Regions from separate parts of the Homo sapiens genome. Here region 2 is linked to region 1. The links are chromatin loops, found by intact Hi-C in ENCODE. Cell type or tissue: heart right ventricle. All regions are shown on one strand. Each heading gives the region's core, and the rest is flanking DNA. Links, peaks and the distances in the headings are about the cores only.

Region 1 (10,177 bases), core at 1,282-9,281:
CCTAGTGAATAGGGGTCCAGCACAACAATTGGTGAGCCAGTCAAGAGGCTGTGGAGAAAATCCCATCAGTCTGAGACAACGGGATCTGGGAAGGGGAAATCTGAAGGGAAAATCTCATTATTAACAACAGGCCGGGTGTGGTGGCTCCCAGCACTTTGGGAGGCCGAGGTGGGTGGATCACCTTAGGTTAGGAGTTCAAGACTAGTCTGGCCAACATGGTGAAACCCTGTCTCTACTAAAAATGTAAAAATTAGCTGATGGTGGCGCACATCTGTAATCCCAGCTACTCGGGAGGCTGAGGCAGCAGAATCCTTTGAACCGCGGAGGCGCACTTGCGGTGAGCTGAGATCACATCACTGCACTTTAGCCTGTGTGACAGAGTGAGATCCTATCTCAAAATAAATAAATACATACATACGTAATAAAATGAAAAATATATTCTCTAATTTCTGCCAACACTGGACTTTTATTTTTTGTATTTACTTTGTTTGATCCATTTAGAATTTATTGTGGTATGAGGATGGGATCCACATTTATTATTTGTTCAAATAGATGGATAATGGCTCAACTGTCTTTATTGAATAGGCCATTCTTTGTCATATCTTAAATTTTAAATTCTCTTGTACACAAGGGTCCATTTTTTGACACCCTAGTATATTTCATTGGTATCTTTCTCTGTTTTTTTTGAGACGGAGTATCACTCTGTCTTCCAGGCTGGAGTGCAGTGGTGCGATCTCGGCTCAGTGCAACCTCCTCCTCCTGGGTTCAAGCATCAAGCAATTCTCTGCCTCAGCCTCCCAAGTAGCTGGGATTATAGATGCCCACCACCACGCACAGCTAATTTTTGTATTTTTAGTAGAGATGGGGTTTCACCATCTTGGCCAGGCTGGTCTTGAACTCCCGACCTCATAATCCATCTGTCTCAGCCTCCGAAAGTGCTGGGATTACAGGCGTGAGCCACTGCGCCCGGCCTCTTTCTCTTTTGTTGCACCAGAACTTTATTAGAGCTTTATAGTATGTTTTGATACCTTGGTGGACAAATCTTCACTTAGTTTCTTTATTTTTCAAAATTTTTTTGGCTGTTTTCAGACATTTCATTTCCAGACAAATTTTAGAATCAATTCGTTAAGTTACCATAAAAATCCTATTATATTTTAATCCAGATTTCCTTGACTTTGTAGATTAATTAGGGACATTTGTGGATTAATTTTAAAAAGATCACTCTGGTTATAGTTTGAAGAACGAGTTGGAGGGAGGTAAGACAGAAGATGGGGATATCATTGAGTCTGGCATATTTTGTCTTTAAAGGACCCAGATAGTAAGTATTTTCAGCTTTGCAGACTGAATGGTCTCTCTCATCACTATTCTGTCATTACAGCTCAAAAATAGGTATAGCCCATCTGTAAACAAATGGGTATAGCTGTGTTCTAATAAAATTTGATTAAGAAAAATAGTGATGAGCCAAATTGGACTTGCAGACTGTAGTTTTCCAACCCCTGATTTAGGCTCTTGCTGTAATTCAGGCGAGAAATGATACTAGCACAAAATTGGGAAGTGGCAGCAGAAAAAAATGATGAATTTAAGAACAGTTTAGGAAGTGGCATTGAAACAATTTGATTAATGGGACGAGCAGAGTGAGAGAGGAGAAGGGGTCAAGGATAACGCTTAGGTTTCTGGTTTGGACATTAGATAGCTGATGGATCATGAGACAGTGGAAGAGCAGAGTAGGGTTGGGATGTGGGTGAGGATACATGTTTGATCTTGGCCTTTTAAATTTAAGAAGACTGTGGGGTATCAAAAAGAGGATACTCGGTAGGCAGTTGAACATACGTGTCTGGTACTCAAAAGGAGAGTTCTAGACTGGAGCTTTTGGTTTAGAAGTCACCAGCTACTGATGGTAATCAAAGCTATGGGCATGGATGAGATTGTGCAGAGACAGCAGGGAGAGTGAGCAAAGAAGTGACTAAACCCAACTTCCTGAGGAACCAATCTCATTTAAGGAACACACTTAGGAGGATAATTCCTCATAGGAGTCTGAAGAGAAGGGGCCAGAGAGTAGGGAAGAAAAGTGAGAGTGTTATCAAGAAAAGCCAAGAGAGGATTGAGGGGTGAGGGAATGTTTCAAGGGGTCAGATGCTGCTGGGAAGTCAGGTAAGATCAGAACAGAGAAGGATCCATTAGGTTTAACATGAAGAGTTTGTCAATGACCTTAATGAGAAGATTCATAGAGTGGTCAGGACAGAAGTGATTGGAGTGCGTTGAATAGTCAATGGAAGGTGTGCAGGTAGAGCCAGGGAGTGTAGAAGACTCTTATGTTGTCCGGGCGTGGTGGCTCACACCTGTAATCCCAGCACTTTTTGAGGCCGAGGTAGGAGGATCACTTGAGGCCAGGAGTTTGAGCCCAGCCTAGACAACATAGACCCTATCTCTACTAAAAAAGTAAAATTAAAAAGGCCGGGTTCAGTGGCTCACACCTGTAATCCCAGCACTTTGGGAGGCCAAGGGAGTGGATCATGAGGTCAGGAGTTCAAGACCAGCCTGGCCAACATGGCGAAACTCTGTCTCTACTAATACAAAAATAAGCTGGATGTGGTGGTGCATGCCTGTAATCCCAGCTACTCAGGTGGCTGAGGCAGGAGAATTGCTTGAACCTGGGAGGTGGAGGTTGCAGTGAGCCGAGATCGCGCTACTGCACTCCAGCCTGGGCAACAGAGTGAGAATCTGTCTCAAAAAAAAAAAAGAAAATAAAATTAAAAAAAAAAACTTTTATATGTGTGAAGAGTAGCAGAGATGGGGTGGTGGTTAAATGGAAGTGTGGGGTCTATAGGAAACTCTTTTAAAAATAGAAGAATCTAGGCCAGGCTCATACCTGTAATCCCAGGAATTTGGGAGGCCAGTGTGGGTGGGCAACTCACTTGACCAGGAATTTGAGACCACCCTTGACAACACGGCAAAACCCCATCTCTGCAAAAAATACGAAAGTCAGGCAGCTGGGCACAGTGGCTCACGCTTGTAATCCCAGCACTTTGGGAGGCCGAGGCAGGTGGATCATGAGGTCAGGAGTTCGAGACCAGCCTGGCCAACAGAGTGAAACTCCATCTCTACTAAAAATACCAAAATTAGCCGGGCATGGTGGCGCGTGCCTGTAGTCCCAGCTACTCGGGAGGCTGAGGCAGAAGAATCGCTTGAACCCAGGAGGCAGAGGTTGCAGTGAGCCGAGATTGTGCCACTGCACTCCAGCCTGGGCAACAGAGTGAGACTCTGTCTCAAAAAAAGAAAATTAGCCTGGCATGGTGGCTCACACCTGTAATCCCAGCACTTTGGGAGGCCGAGGTGGGCAGATCACGAGGTCAGGAGATCGTGACCATCCTGGCTAACATGGTGAAACCCCGCTTCTACTAAGAATACAAAAAATTAGCCGGGCGTGGTGGTGGGTGCCTGTAGTCCCAGCTACTCGGGAGGCTGAGGCAGGAGAATGGTGTGAACTCGGGAGGCAGAGCTTGCAGTGAGCTGAGATCTCGCCGCTGCACTCCAGCCTGGGCGAGAGAGCAAGACTCCATCTCAAAAAAAAAAAAAAAAAAAATTAAGCATGGTGGTGTGCACCTGTAGTCCCAGCTACTTAGGAGGCTGAGGTGGGAGGATTGCTTGAATCCGGGAGCACCACTGCACTCCAGCCTGGGTGACAGAGCGAGACCCTGTCTCAAACAACAAACAGACCAATAGAAGAGTCTTGAGATGTATAAACACTGATGGGAAAGGGAAGAAAGAGAAAGAGGCTGAAGTAACAGAAGTAAATAGATATGAAAGACCTTTGTGCCCTCTCAAGTGCTGTGCAAAATTAGTAATTTATTCTTCCTTCAGAGTCAAGAGGCTCTTTGGCCCAATGTTATGCGAGTAGAGGGCACTTAGGAGTAGTTGGGGTGTTGAATATTCAGAAGAGCAGAGAGGATTTGAGAGCAGCTGCAGGGTCAGGTGGGGCTAGCCACAAGCATGGTGGCCACACAGAGGGTCTCCTGCCCTGGGGGCCTGTGGTGGTTTAGAGCTTCTACTGTGATAGAATGATTAAGACTTGAATAGGCCAGATCCTGCTGTGTAAAACAGTTCGTCATGTAGAAAGCATTTTTGGGTCTCTGAAGTAGCCGTGCTTTATTGATACAGTTAGCAGAAATCTGCTGAACAGAATTCAGAATTTGAAGACCATAAATTCATTTTGACGAATGGCATCCCTCGGAACATGCATAATTGGGGGTTTCTCTCCCGGCATTTGAGGGTCAGTGTTCAGTGGGGACATCCAGCTCCCCCTGCAGGTTGGTATCCAGCAAGGTTCACTTCTTTGCCAAGCACTCGCTATGGGGACATCAGTTATAAATAAACAAAACGCTCGCCGGAACGTTATGGTCATCCTGCCCAGGCAGGCTCCCAGCTTTCTGATGGATATCAGACACTAGCCCTGGCCTCACAGTATGGTGGTTCTGAACACTGATGGTATTTAAGCCCTCTGTGTTTTGCTCCTGTTCACCCAGGAGTACTAGTGAAAGATGGCTGAACAGAGCAGTGTATTTTGGTGAGAGGGAAATTGCACATGGATGGAAAGTTTGCCAAACCCAGGTGATTGAGCAGACGGCTTTCTTCCTCTCCTTTTTTTTTTTTTTTTTGAGATGGAGTCTTGCTCTGTCATCAGGCTGGAGTGCAGTGGTGCGATCTTGGCTCTCTGCAACCACTGCCTCCTGGGTTCAAGCGATTCTCCTGCCTCAGCCTCCTGAGTAGCTGGGATTACAGGCATGCGCCACCACGCCCGGCTAGTTTTTGTATTTTTAGCAGAGACGGGGTTTCACCATGTTGGCCAGGATGGTCTTGATCTCTTGACCCCGTGATCCACCCTCCTTGGCCTCCCAAAGTTCTGGGATTACAGGCGTGAGCGACTGCACCCGGCCGACAGCTTTCTTCTTAAATCTTTGGAGGCTTCCACTCCTCCAGCAGAGACAGCTGAACTAGATATCCAGTCTTATGATGGTGATGAATAGGTTTTACTAACAGAAATTTATTTTAAGGTAAGATTTTTCCAGAAGGCAACTAGTTAGTAGAATTCATCTGTTCAAAGCAATAAAAACTTCCTGAGGACCTATTGTGTATCAGTTCTTGGGCTGGATGCTAGAGAAACAGATATAAATTCAATACCATCTCTGTCCTCTGGGAACTTACTGTTCAGGTAGAATTTCCCAAAATGTATTTTGGAAATACTGGGTACATGAAATTCCTTGGTCAAGTAAGTTTAAAGGATATTGCTTTGTTTTATCGTCAGTCTTCTTAGAGATTCTCATTGTATACGAGTATATCATGGTTCCGAGAAGTTCTGTGGTAAAGTTCTCGTTATATGTTTAATCCAGTGTTTCTCAAATTTATGTCACACACAAGCTCAGGGTATGTGTGTGACATTTCTTTTTTTTTTTTTTTGAGACAGAGTCTAGCTCTGTCGCCCACACTGGAGTGCAGTGGCGCAATCTCGGCTCACTGCAAGCTCTGCCTCCCGGGTTCACGCCATTCTCCTGCCTCAGCCTCCCTAGTAGCTGGGACTATAGGCACCCGCCACCATGCCCGGCTAATTTTTTGTATTATTAGTAGAGACGGGGTTTCACCGTGTCAGCCAGGATGGTCTTGATCTCTTGACCTCATGATCCTCCCGCCTTGGCCTCCCAAAGTGCTGGGATTACAGGCGTGAGCCACCACACCTGGCCAAATTTTATTTAACTTTAATTAATTTAAATTTAAATAACCATATGGGGCTAGTGACTTGTGTATTGGGTAGGGCAGCTTTGGAAGCTACTTTGAGACATGCTGAGCTAAAGGTGTTTTTATTTATTCATTCTACAAACATCAAGTTTGTGGTGGTCACTGAGTAAAAGCATCCTTGTCCTCAAGGAGCTTCTAATTTAGTGGGGACTGCAGGCACCCGCCGTGTAATGATGAGCCTTAGGTGATTACTTGGAGCACAGAGGAAGGGTTTCAGCTTTGTGGGGGAGGTTGGGGTTGATCAGGGAAGGTGTCCTGGATGGGTCCTAGGGAGTAAGTTCTGGAGAACAAATAAGAGTTTGTACAGTAAAACTTACTCTTTCCTTCTTTCCTTCTTTCCTTCCTTCCTTCCTTCCTTCCCTCTTTCTCTCTCTCTCCCTCCCTTTCTTTTCTTTTGACAGAGTCTCACTCTGTCACCCAGGTTAGAGTGCGGTGGCAAGATTTCGTCTCACTGCAACATCCGTCTCCCAGGCTCAAGCAGCTCTCCTGCCTCAGCCTCCCAAGTAGCTGAGATTACAGGCATAGGCCACCAGGCCCAGCTAATTTTTGTATTTTTAGTAGAGACAGGGTTTCACCATGTTGGCCAGGCTAGTCTTGAACTCCTGACCTCAGGTAATCCTGCCTCAGCCTCCCAAAGTACTGGGATTACAAACGTGAGCCACCACGCCCAGCCACTCCCTGTTTCAAGGTGCAGGTACTACCTGCTCAGTGCAGGAAATGTTTGTTTGTCTCTAGTTCTTACCCATTAAAACCTCTGTTCTTGCCGGAAGCTGTAGGAATACAGTGACATGGCTTCACTCTTGCCCATGCTTCTGCCCACTAGCCGTCAGTTAACCCATGCTTATTGAGGACAGTGAGTAGCAGGCGCTTTTTTTTTTTTTTTTTTTTGAGACAGAGTCTCGCTCTGCTCCCAGTCTGGACTGCAGTGGCACAATCTCGGCTCACTGCAACCTCCAACTCCCTGATTCAAGCGATTCTCCTACCTCAGCCTCCTGAGTAGCTGGGATTATAGGCACGCACCACCACACCCAGCTAATTTTTAATTTTTAGTAGAGACGGGGTTTCACCATGTTGGGCGGGATGGTCTCAAACTCCTCACCTCGTGATCCGCCCGCCTCGGCCTCCCAAAGTTTTGGGATTACAGGCATGAGCCACCATGCTCGGCCTGAAACATGGAGCCTTTGAGCATCCCCAGAATCATCTTCTTGATGGGCTTATGCTGATACCATTTGCAGTAAGTCTGACAGAGGCAGGAACAGGGCAGTGCACAGTGACACTGCCTCTCCTTGCTTGGGTTGAAGAGGGCCTGTGGAAGGGGTTGAGGTTCAGGAGAGCTGCAGCAACTTGAAGCATCAGTGTTTGTTCCTCTCAACTGTGGGAGACTAGTTGTCTAAAGATTATCTTTCTTCCTTCTCTCCAGATGGTGTCCTACTCTTCTGTCCTCACAGCCATCAGTAAGGTATGACCATAGACACTCAGGAGCTAGATTGGGGATGACAGACAAGGCCCCGCCTCCTTGACGGCCCTGATGCTGTGACCCGTGAGGCTGGATAGGCAGCACATGATGCCTCTGGCTGGCATTGCTGGACTTCCATGGGAGGGGGATCCTGGCAAGTAGGGGCTGGTGCTTGGGAGCCAATGTCCAGTGTTGAGGATGCTGAGTCTGGAACCCAGGGTTGGAGGAGAGAGGAGCAGGAGTCCTGAATGCACCGTCTGCCTCATGTGAGACCTGGGGGTGGATGGAGGCATTCCGTAGCATCTCCACTGTCCTTTCCACAGTTTGATGACTTTTCTCGGGACCTGTGTGTCCAGGCATTGCTGGACATCATGGACATGTTTTGTGACCGTCTGAGGTAAGGGCAGGGGTAAGGGGGCTCACAATACAATGTTCCAGCCTTGTCTTTGTGCAGAGGTGCAGCTCCTAGCACACAGACCGAGACCAACTCCGGGTTCCAACGTTTTTTCTCCCCACCTGCCCATCTACACTTACCTGTGCCCTCCTTTTCTTACTCCCTTAGGACAGAGTGCCTCCTCTCTGTCTGGAGTAGCTCATTTGAAATCTTGTCCAGTAGGAGCCAAAGGGGCTAAGCATCTTCCCCAGGACTTTGCTAGCTTCTCAGCCCTAGTCCCTAGTAGGGGAGTGCCAGGGACTCTGGGGAACATTGATGTGGGTCGGATTTCAGCCATTGGAAGAACAGAGTCTGATTTTGCATCCTTCCCTGTAGCTGTCACGGCAAAGCAGAGGAATGCATCGGACTGTGCCGAGCCCTTCTTAGCGCCCTCCACTGGCTGCTGCGCTGCACGGCAGCCTCTGCAGAGCGGCTGCGGGAGGGGCTGGAGGCCGGCACTCCAGCCGCTGGGGAGAAGCAGCTTGCCATGTGCCTTCAGCGCCTGGAGAAAACCCTCAGCAGCACCAAGAACCGGGCCCTGCTGCACATCGCCAAACTAGAGGAGGCCTGTATGTCCCTTGATTCCCCTGAGCCCCACCTGCCGCTGCTCCCATAGCCGGTCCTTTAATTGAGAAGGGAGAGGCAGGATGCCATCCCACCTCTTTCCAGGAGGATCTGAAACCATCCCACTTCCTTTTTTTTCTCCCCATAAGCATTGCACACATCCCAGGGACTTGGGCAGGGTGGCACCCGAGCCAATCAACCAACAGGTATTTACTGAGCATTGTTGTATACCCAGCACTGTGCTAGGTGCTGGGGGTGGGGGGTGGGGGGCTACCAAAGGAGCATGTGGCAGGGTCCCTGCCCTCATCAAGCATAGCTGCTAGTGGGTAGCAAGACTAGTACATCACAGACGAGGAAAAAACTAGAGGACAAGACAAGCACAGTGTCCATTATTGTGTTTGTCTCCATGTTACTCATCGCTTGGAAGCAGATGACTCTTGTATTTGAATGTTACCTAAAATGCCCCTTTTAACACAGTGCCTGTCTGCTGTTGGGCCTGTTGTACCATATGCCTCTTGACTCAAGTTCAGATGTTAAGTTTGGGTACTTTCCAGAGCCTGAGAACAGACAGATCACCTGGCGGGAGGGAAGATGCCAGTATTTCCAGCAATGGGGTCCTAAGGCCATAGTCTTGCTCCTTGAAGCCCAAGTGGCTTGGGACCACCTACAGGTCTCTTGTTCTCCAGGAACAAGAATGCTAGAATGGGCTACTCTCGAGGCTTCAGGACCTGGTTGGAGAGCTTGTTTTAGGACTAGTATATTTATTTCTTCCCCAAGTATGTTTTACTGCCTGTGAAAAGTCCAAAAAGACAATCTTTATATAAAAATGGACTGTGTTGACAGCCTCTTCCCTACCTTGGGCCCTTGATAAATGTTTATTGGCTGAAAATCGGATGAATACTGAATTTTAATGGATCTCAGGTCTTGTCTTTTTTTCCCCCTTTTATGCTCCATGGAGGTTAATGGGCTAGTTGGTGCCATTATTCATCATTTGACCCTCTGGAATTGTAACTAGGATAAGTAACTTATAGTTCAGTGCTAACCAATATGGCTTAGACCATGAGTGTGGGCATTAAGGAGAGAACAGTGAGTTAGACCAGTCGGGTGAGTTGCTAAAGGAACTGGGGCTTGAACAGAAGCTTAGAGCATGGTGGGAGTTTGAGAGAGAGTGTGTAAGAGGCCTTCAGCAGGGGAGGGCAGCAAACGCAATGCCTAGATGAGGGAGTGGTTGAGAATGAGAAAGCCATTTAGGGACCCAGTTCCCCCAGAGGAGAGTGACAGCCTCTGCAAGACTGGACTTTGGGATCCGCTCACTCCTCGAGTGATTTGTGGCCGCCCTCCCTGTTCCAGCCACTGGATTCTGGCCTCCCTCTGCCTCTCTCTCCTGAGCCTGTGTGATGCCATACCTTCTGAAGTCAGCTGGCTGTGTCCCCTGGAAATCAGGCTTTTGGGAATGGTCTCTGGGGTTTCCAGCTCTAGGTGCCCACCCCCCTTCTGGAAACAGTGCATGCTGCCCTCAGGCCCCTCCCTCCCTGTTGTCCTCAGGGGAAGCCTTCCTGTGTGGTTTCGTGTGCCGGAGGGAGTGCCAAAATCGAGGAGTTCAGGGCCAGGTGCTCCTTCTCTCCTGTTTCCCATCATGTTTCTGTACTTCCTTCCCTCTGCCAGCTTCTTGGACTGCCATCGAGCATTCTCTCTTGAAACTTGGAGAGATCCTGGCCAATCTCAGCAACCCGCAGCTCCGGAGTCAGGCCGAGCAGTGTGGCACCCTCATTAGGAGGTACCGGCTCCCTGGGGGATGGTGGAGAAGGGAGAGGGAGGACACGCCCTGGGGTAGGAAGATGTGGCACCCGTGCCATCCTCTCCGCCTTCACCTTTGGCCCCCCAAACACCGTCCCCTGTGTTTGTGACCCCTCAGCATCCCCACGATGCTGTCT
Region 2 (9,088 bases), core at 1-8,000, 48 kb before region 1:
TTGGAGCCACAGTTTTTTCCTGGGTGGGTGCCAAGGTGTGGAAGGAGGAGGTGGATGGGGAGAGGCCCCTAGGGCTGGGCACTTAAAGGGGAGCTGTGTGGGCAGCAGGGCAGGCTGGTGAGGGGCCAGCTGGCATCCAGCATGAGAGGTAGATGGAACTCAGCGGGCACGAGTGGCAGAAAGCAGAGGACATACTAGGGTTGGGGGGTGCCAAAGGGGCACAGAGGGCGGGGTATGGCAAGGGGGGTGGCCAGGACCCTGTTGTGTTAACTCACAGCTCTGATCGGCAGCCCTACCCTTGGGGCTCTGGTGTGGGGGCATTTCTCTCTGATGTGGGGGAAGAAGGGGCAGCTCGCAAAGTGCATGGGGTGGTAAAGGGGGGGTCCTCCCCTCTGGTCAGCCTCAGTTAATAACTTAATATCATCTCTCTCTATCGCTCGCTCTCTCTTTTTTGTATTTTTCTCTCTGTCTAGTTTTTCTTCATTTGTCTTCTCCCCTTGCTTGGTTTCCAAAGTGCAGTTAGAATGACTATAAATTTTAACCTCCAGAGGAGGAGCCAAGCCAAGCCGTTCTTTGCACCCAGGCATCTGGGGAAGTAGAGAGGCCCTCAGCCTGGAGGGGAGACCTAGGCCAAGGAACTGGGTGGGGGCTCTCTCTCATGTGTGTGTAGGGGGTGAGTTGAGGGCATCTTCCCCCAGCCCACATTCCTCCTTCCCCTACGGTCAAGGTGGCTTGTCCCTTCTCAATCCTCCCGCCCTTCCCCTACCTTCTGAGAGGATGGGGTCCTGGGAACTGCAGGACACAGCTCCCCCAGCCTCCCACACTGTCCTTTCCATAGCAAGTTCAGTTGTTTGCCCTGTCCCAGGGCTGGAGGTCTGAGGAGGGACCTGGGCAGTGCGGGTGTGTGTGTGGGAGCTGAATCTATCCAAGGACGAGAGGAAGGAGAGAAGGGGTGTGGGGGGGTCTCCCTCAGCCCCCAGCTCTGCCCCTTCTCTCCAGGCTCCTCCCCACCAGCTCCGCACACCCTCTGGCCGCCTGAGGCTTTAGACTTCCTGATCCTCAAAGACCTCGAGGAAGAGTGGGGGGAAGAGTTCGGTGGGGCACTCGACTTTCATGTGGAGGAAGCGGCTGGCGTGGCAGGCCCCGATCATGCGGAGGTCAGTCACCTTCATCAGCAGCTTGGGCCAGAAGTGCGGAATGTTGTGTTTGCGGTGGTTGACGTAGTGCTCGAACGCCAGCAGGTACGCCTCCTGACTCTTCTCGATCTTGTCCACACACAGCAGGCCCGAGCGGTCTGTGAGGGAAGAGGGGCGTGAGGGGCGAGGGGCTGGCCGAAGGCCTGGAGATGGGGAGGGTGAGGTGTGGGGACGTGGGAAGAAAGGACTAGAGGGGAGATAGAGGCAGAGAGGCTGGGGGAGGGGAGGGGAGAAGCTCCCCCTGAGAGACGTGGACAGGAGAAGCACAGGGAGAGGGAGGCAGCTGGGAAGTGGAGAGGGGCAGGGGGGTACTGGGGGGAGGGGGCAATGCAAGGAGGACAGAGGGACAGGCCGGGGGCTGGGGGAGAGAGAGGAGCCTTGGAGTGGGGAGGACTGAGGTTGGTGGTCAGAGAGGCGGGGTGCAGATGGGGTTAGGGAGGGGACTGAGGGGTAAGAGATGGGACTGGGAGACAGAGGAGGGATGAGGGGATGGAAGGTGGCTGAGAACAAAGTGGGGAGTGGGGAACAAAGGGGAATGTGAGTGACAGAGGGACAGGGCAGCGAGAAGGAAGGAGACAAAGACAGGAAAAGGCACAGAGCAGGGATGGGGAGGCAAGGGATGGGCCTGGGGAACGAGTGAGAAGTGTGTGACAGAGCAAGGAACAGGGGATAGGGGATGGCCCAGGTGACAGAGAGGTAGCCCAGAAGAAGATTCAGGAGGGAGTTGAGCAACAGGCCCAGGGTCCAGCCAATCTCTGGGACCCCTGGAAGCTTCTGAGCCCTCCCGACTAATCAGCAGGTACCTGTTGACATTAGCAGCACAGCCTGCAGCAGAGCCACTTCCGTGTCATCCAGGTTAAAGGCAGAGAGTGACTTGCCCAGTTCAAAGATGGCGTCGGAGACTACGCCCAGGCCGCCATTCTTGAGCTGCTCCCGCTTGACAGCCATCTCCCCACTCAGCGTCAGGGTGTCGCTCTCAGGGTCGTAGCGGACAGCCGCCCGCAGGGACATGATCTCCATGCAGCACCCCTTCAGGAGGATGATCTGGTCTTCGCAAGGCAGCTGTGGAGCGGCAGGGCCACAGGAGCACTCAGCATACCCCTCCCCGCGTCCTTGAGTCTCCCCTAGAGTGTCCTACGGGAGCCGTGAGGCCCGCAAGGCCCCCATGGACTCTGAACGGCTGACCTTGTATTGGGCCATGTGCATGCCCTATTCCATTTAAGCCTCACAGTTATGCCTGTGAGGCCCGGCGCAGTGGCTCACGACTATAATGCCAGCACTATGGGAGGCCAAGGCGGGTGGATCACTTGAGGTCAGGAGTTCGAGACCAGCCTGGCCAACATACATGGTGAAACCCATCTCTACTAAAAATACAAAATTAGTTGGGCGTGGTGGCACATGCCTGTAGTCCCAGCTACTCAGGAGGCTAAGGCAGGAGAATTGCTTGAACTCAGGAGGCGGAGGTTGCAGTGAGCCCAGATCGCGTCACTGCACTCCAGCCTGGGTGACAGAACGAAAATCTGTCTCAAAAAAGAAAAAAAAATTATGCCTGTGAGTTAGCACCCATCATTATCCCCAGCCCACTCCAGATGGGAACACTGAGGCACAGGGGATGGAGGTAACTTACCCCAGGTCACATGGCTAGTAGGGCAGCCTGTCTCCAGCACTAGTGCTCTGGAAAATGAGAACTTTCAGGCTGCCTGGAGTTGGGTGGCCGCATAGACTTGAAGGATGAGGGGCTGTGGAGGGGAGCACTTGGAGCCGGCTGATTTCTTAGAGCAGCCAGACCTTGGCGTGTGTCTGTATGCTGTGTGTGTGTGCCTGTGTGTTTGTGTGTGTGTCTGTATGTATCTATGTGTGTGTCTGCTAGGTGTGTGTGTGTGTGTGTGCCTGTGTGCTGGGTGTGTCTGTGTGTGTGTGTCTGTGTGCTAGGTGTGTGTCTATGTATCTGTGTGTCTGTGTGCTAGGTGTATATGTCTGTGTGTGTGTGTGTGTCTGTATCTGTGTGTGTGTGTCTATGTATCTGTGTGGCTGTGTGCTAGGTGTGTGTGTGTGTGTGCCTGTGTGCTGGGTGTGTGTCTGTGTGTGTGTGTGTGTCTGTGTGCTGGGTGTATATGTCTGTGTGTGTTTCTATGTATCTGTGTGTGTGTTTGTGTACTAGGTGTGTGTGTGTCTGTGTGCTGGGTGTATGTGTGTGTGTATGTGTGTCTGTGTACGTATCTGTATGCTAGGTGTGTGTGTGTGTCCGTGTATGTGTCTGCATGTGTGCCTGTGTGCTGGGTGTATGTGTATGCATGTGTGTGTGTGTGTCTGTGTATGTTATCTGTGTATGTTGACCTACAGGAATTGCTCCTTGTCCAGAGAACCTCAGATGAGCCTGTACTGGGTGACCGGGGGAGCAGGTTTCCCTCCAGCACAGCATCACATCTCTCCCCACTTCTGCCACTCACCTCGGAGAACATGGGCAGTTTTTTGGCAAAGTCCACCACACGGGTGATGGCCGGGGTGATGATCTTGGTAAACTCGCTGAAGGCTTCCAGGTCCACCTTGTCTCCGTCCGGCATGGAGACAATGGGTGACTGGCCAATGTCATCGGGCTAGAGAGAAAGACGGGGGTCAGCTGGGGCCGCAGACCCCTTTCAGCCTCTCACTGAGGCTCCCTGCCCACCAGGGGGAGCTCCAAGGCAGCTTGGGGAAGAGGGGCCGCCCGTGCCTGAGTCCCAGGCCCAAAGCTTTTCCTTCATCTTGAGCAGAGAATAGACCAGAACCAGAGCTCCAAGTCAGCTAATAATAACAACGGTAGTAACAGTAGTAGCAGCTATAATGACTGAATACTTAATATATGATCAGGCATCAGGCTACATGTTTTACATGTCTTATTTCATCCTGACCATAATCCTAAAAGGAATAATTATAATAATCACCATTTCACAGATGTGGAAACTGAGGCATGGGGCAGCTAAATAATAAGGTTAAAGTCATATGACCAGCAAGTGGTAGGACCAGGGTTTGAACTTGGGCAGTCTGACTCGTGACTGTTACACATCTGCTTGGAATCAGAGCCCGTGCCCTTAACAGTGTGCACTGTGCCACCCCCCGGCATGCTCCACCATGAACCAGGTGCTGGTTTTCTGCCTTCCTTCACCACGTATAGCCAACTGTCCATCTCCTCCCAAACTGATCATATTTTTTGAGAGAGGGTCTTGCTCTGTTGCCTGGGCTGGAGTGCAGCGGTGTAATCATGGCTTACTGCAGCCTCGACCTCCCAGGCTTAGGGGATCCTCCTGCCTCAGCCTCCCGAGTAGCTGGGACCACAGGCACACACCCCCATGCCCAGCTAATTTTAAAATTATTCGTAGAGAGGCCGGGAGCAGTAGCTCACACCTGTAATCCCAGCACTTTGGGAGGCCAAGGCAGGCAGATCACCTGAGGTTGCGAGTTCAGACAAGCCTGACCAACATGGAGAAACACCGTCTCTACTAAAAATACAAAATTAGCCGGGCGTGGTGGCGCACGCCTGTAATCCCAGCTATTTGGGAAGCTGAGGCAGGAGAATCGCTTGAAGCCGGGAGGTAGAGGTTGCGGTGAGCCAAGACTGTGCCACTGCACTCCAGCCTGGACAACAAGAGCGAAACTCCAACTCAAAAAAAAAAAAAAATTATTCATAGAGGGTGGGCATGGTGGCTCACATCTTGTAATCACAGCACTTTGGGAGGCCGAGGCGGGTGGATCACTTGAGGTCAGGAGTTCGAGACCAGCCTGGTCAACATGGTGAAACCCTGTCTCTACTAAAAACACAAAAATTAGCCAGGCATGGTGGCCAGTGCCTGTAATCCCAACTACTCGGGAGACGGAGGCGGGAGAATCGCTTGAACCCAGGAGGCGGAGGTTGCGGTGAGCCGAGATCGTGCCACTGCACTCTAGCCTGGGTGAGAGTGAGACTCCGTATCAAAAAAAAAAAAAATTATTCATAGAGGTGGGATCTCTGTATGTTACCCAGACTGGTCTCAAACTCCTGGGCTCAAGCGATCCTCCCACCTTGGTCTCACAAATTGCTGGGATTACAGGCATGAGCCACTGCACCTGGTCCCAAACTCATCATTTACTTAGCAACTAGCTTGACCAGGGCCTAACATAATGCCTGGCACCCAGCAGGTGCTCAAAAATACTGTGACATAACTGTATCCTTACCCTCTCCTCCCAGTCACTAAGGGCAGGAAAAAGAAGAAAGGTCGCTCCCGCTCCCTGGAAATTCGATGAGGAAGGCAAGGCCCTGTCCTCATTGAGCTCCCAGTTGGATGGAGTAGACAGTCCAGACAGCAAGGACACAAACACAAGTGTATAAAATCTGGACAGCAAAAGTGTGAAGAGTATGTATTTTGGGTTGGATTACACTAAGAAGACTTCCTGGAGGAGGCAAGACTCCGAGCTCACTCTCTTCTCCCTGCCACCTGGCTACTGCTCTCCCCATGCCCCCTTTCTCCTTACCAGGAATTTCCGCCTCTGTTTCCAATGGCTGCCCTGGGCATTGGTGCTGCGATGGGCCTCTGTGGCAATGTGGATCAGATCCCACTCTTCAGGAGTGGGCTCTGGTCGCTGCTGCAGTGATCGGATCATCTCCTCCTTCCGCCGCCGCTCCCGGTTCTGCTCAATCAGCTTACGCTTGGCCACCCGCTTCGAGTCATCTAGAACCACTGTGAACAGAGAGGCACAAGGTCTAACGCATGGCACCCTCCATCCCCTTTCCATAATGCTCCCGGAAACTACTCTTCCTAGAGTACAGGTTGGAGAAACCGAGGGCCATGGAGGCTAAATGACTTCCCAAATCACCTAGCAGTTGGGCAGCACAACCCGGATCATGATTAATCCCCGGGACCATGTCAACAACAGTTTGGGCTGATCCAGATGAATATCATGTTCTGGTCTAACGGATTATGGTGACGGTGGTTACTCGAATATCCTGCCACCCAATCCCCAGCCAATGGAAGATGCCCTGTCTCATCTAGAAGTGGGGTGCCTTCGCTGGGAGTCAAGAACAGTGTGCTAGAGTGGGTGCCCAGGAGCTCTTTCTACCAAACGACTCCCTCTCTAAGGCCCTCGAGTGTTGTAAGGCAGGTAGGCATTGGGGCCCACACAGGGATCCTGTTTCCTTTTGCGCAGGAAGGAGGACAGCAAGGACCAAGACACTGAACATTCTGACCTAGACTGGATTGCCACTCTGCCCTGTGGGCTCTGAGGGTACCCTGGAAGGAAGCTGCCCTCCCAGAACTCATCCCCACCCCAGGCCACCTGGCTCTATTCCCTCCACCTGGGCCCCTTACAGTCCATGGCCATGCCCACGGCGATGCACTTCTTGAAGCGGCACAGCTGGCACTGATTGCGGGTGATCTTGTCAATGACACAGCAGCTGTCATATTTGCAGGAATAGGTGGGATGGAGGTTCTTCTGGATTGTGCGGCGAAAGAAGCCCTGGGGTGGGGGAGATGGAGCAGGCTGTGATCATGACATGGCTTCCCCTTCCTGAACCAACCATGCAGTTTACTAGGGGTCAGGGGTGGAGAGCAAGGAAGGCAAGATCAGTGAGGGGACCTGGCATCCTCCTGACACCATGAGCCCAAGATTACTAGGCTCAAGGACCTGAGAAATATATGCCCTCAGCCCCCAGGCTGCTGAGGGGTTGGGGGTGTCTGGGTAGTGTTTGTGGCAGAGGCAGGAATGATGTCTAGAGCAGGCAGCTTTGAACCTGGGATAATGTGAGGCCTTAAGGAATAGCAGCTTTGGAAATCCAAGTCGCCGGGCGCGGTGGCGCACGCATGTAATCCCAACACTTTGGGAGGCCGAGGTGGGCAGATCAACTGAGGTCGGGAGTTCGAGACCAGCCTGACCAACATGAAGAAACCCTGTCTCTACTAAAAATAGAAAATTAGCCGGGCATGAGGTTGGGTGCAGTGGCTCATGCCTATAATCCCAGAACTTTGGGAGGCCAAGGCGGATGAATCATGAGGTCAGGAGTTCAAGATCACCCTGGCCAACATGGTGAAACCCTGTCTCTACTAAAAGTATAAAAATTGGGCGTAGGCCGGGCGCGGTGGCTTATGCCTGTAATCCCAGCACTTTGGGAGGCTGAGGCAGGCGGATCACAAGGTCAGGAGATCGAGACCATCCTGGCTAACACGGTGAAACCCTGTCTCTACTAAAAATACAAAAAAAATAGCCGGGCATGGTGGTGGGCGCTGTAGTCCCAGCTACTCGGGAGGCTGAGGCAGGAGAATGGCGTGAACCCAGGAGGTGGAGCTTGCCACGAGCCAAGATCGCGCCACTGCACTCCAGGCTGGGTGACAGAGCAAGACTCCGTATAAAAAAAAAAAAAATTACCCGGGCGTGGTGGTGGGCGCCTGTAATCCCAGCTACTCAGGAGGCTGAGGCAGAGAATTGCTTGAACCCAGGACACAGAGGTTGCAGTGAGCCAAGATCGCGCCACTGCATTCCAGCCTGGGTGACAGAATGAGACTCCATCTCAAAAAAAAAAAAAAAAAAAAAAAAAAGCATGCGATTCTATAGTGTAGCAGTTATCACATCTGCTTTACATGCAGAAGGTCCTAGGTTTGAGCCGCGGTGGAACCACGGCGGGGTCCACCCCTTGGCCGGGCGCGGTGGCTCATGCCTGTAATCCCAGCACTTTGGGAGGCCCAGGCGGGCAGACTGCCTGAAGTCAGGAGTTCAAGACCAGCCTGGCCAACATGGTGAAACCCCATCTCTACTAAAAATATAAAAATTAGCTGGGCCTGCCCCTGTAATCCCAGCTACTCGGGAGGCTGAGGCAGGAGAATCGCTTGAACCCAGGAGGTGGAGCTCGCATTGCACTCCAGCCTGGGTGACAAGAGTGAGACTTCATCTCAAAAAAGAAAAAAAAAAGAAAAAATTAGCCGGGAATGGTGGCACATGCCTGTAATCCCAGCTACTTGGGAGGCTGAGGCAGAAGAATTGCTTGAACCCAGGAAGCAGAGGTTGCGGTGAGCCAAGATTGTGCCATTGCACTCTAGTCTGGGCAACAAGAGCAAAACTCTGTCTCAAAAAAAAAAAAAAAAAAAAAAAAGGAAATCCAAGTAAAACCTCATTTTCCATTTTGCTAAATGACTTTAAAAACAACACTGACCCAAAAACCATTCTCATATATGTTGCCTGTTGTCCATGCAGGTGGAATTCATAAAACAGGGGAACCAAAAAAGTCAAGGAAAGGGACTGAGTATGAACTCTAGTAGGGGAAGAGAAAAATTTCAATTCTCTACATTGGGATTCACCTTTATTTTATTTTTTTAATTTAATTTTTTTTTTCTTTTTGAGATGAAGTTTCACTCTGTCACCCAGGCTGGAGTGCAGTGGTGTGATCTCAGCTTACTGCAACCTCCACCTCCCAGGTACAAGCAATTCTCCTGCCTCAGCCTCCCGAGTAGCTGGGACTACAGGTGCCCACCATTACGCCCGGCTAATTTTTGTATTTTTATAGAGATGGGGTTTCACCATGTTGGCCAGGCTGGTCTCGAACTCCTGACCTCAGGTGATCTGCCCACCTCGGCCTCCCAAAGTGCTGGGATTACAGGCGTGAGCCACCGCACCCAGCCTCGCCTTTATTTTAAAGGAAACACCTCAAAACTCAAGATGATTGCAATAATATGAAGAATTAGTATTTTTTCATGTTTACAATGTGTCAGTCACTTAGTAAACATAAGCCTTGCTGGCCAGGTGCAATGACTCACACCTGTAATCCCAGCACTCTGGGAGGCTGAGGCAGGCAGATCACTTGAGGCCAGGAGTTCAAGATCAAGACCAGCCTGTCCAACATAGCAAAACCCCATCTCTACTAAAAATACACAAATTGGCCAGGGGTTGTG

Evidence for each region. Peaks named below come from ENCODE experiments on the same cell type or tissue, not always from the same donor. Only the 100,000 strongest peaks of a DNase experiment are listed, where the experiment ranks them.
Region 2: a loop joins it to region 1, with 1.9 times the contacts of the local background. A loop is called at or near these places in 35 of 110 quality-filtered maps.

Annotation. Positions count from the first base shown.
Region 1 is chr17:40,033,188-40,043,364 of GRCh38, reverse strand. MED24 (mediator complex subunit 24) reads left to right here. Exons shown (of 26, transcript NM_014815.4): 4 at 7,211-7,249; 5 at 7,570-7,643; 6 at 8,016-8,248; 7 at 9,909-10,020; 8 at 10,159-10,177. Among named protein-coding and RNA genes, the nearest start is that of SNORD124, 11 kb to the right of the region's middle. RefSeq lists an enhancer at 6,896-7,763. In heart right ventricle, for the core only: CTCF peaks have their summits at 4,302 (motif pointing left) and 8,079 (motif pointing left); a DNase peak (open chromatin) is centred at 4,354; H3K27ac peaks cover 1,672 bases.
Region 2 is chr17:40,081,412-40,090,499 of GRCh38, reverse strand. It overlaps THRA (thyroid hormone receptor alpha), which reads right to left. Exons shown (of 9, transcript NM_199334.5): 5 at 6,518-6,665; 6 at 5,685-5,890; 7 at 3,647-3,793; 8 at 2,000-2,258; 9 at 1-1,294. The coding sequence ends at 1,044. Among named protein-coding and RNA genes, the nearest start is that of NR1D1, 15 kb to the left of the region's middle. In heart right ventricle, for the core only: a CTCF peak has its summit at 3,855 (motif pointing right); a DNase peak (open chromatin) is centred at 101; H3K27ac peaks cover 2,674 bases.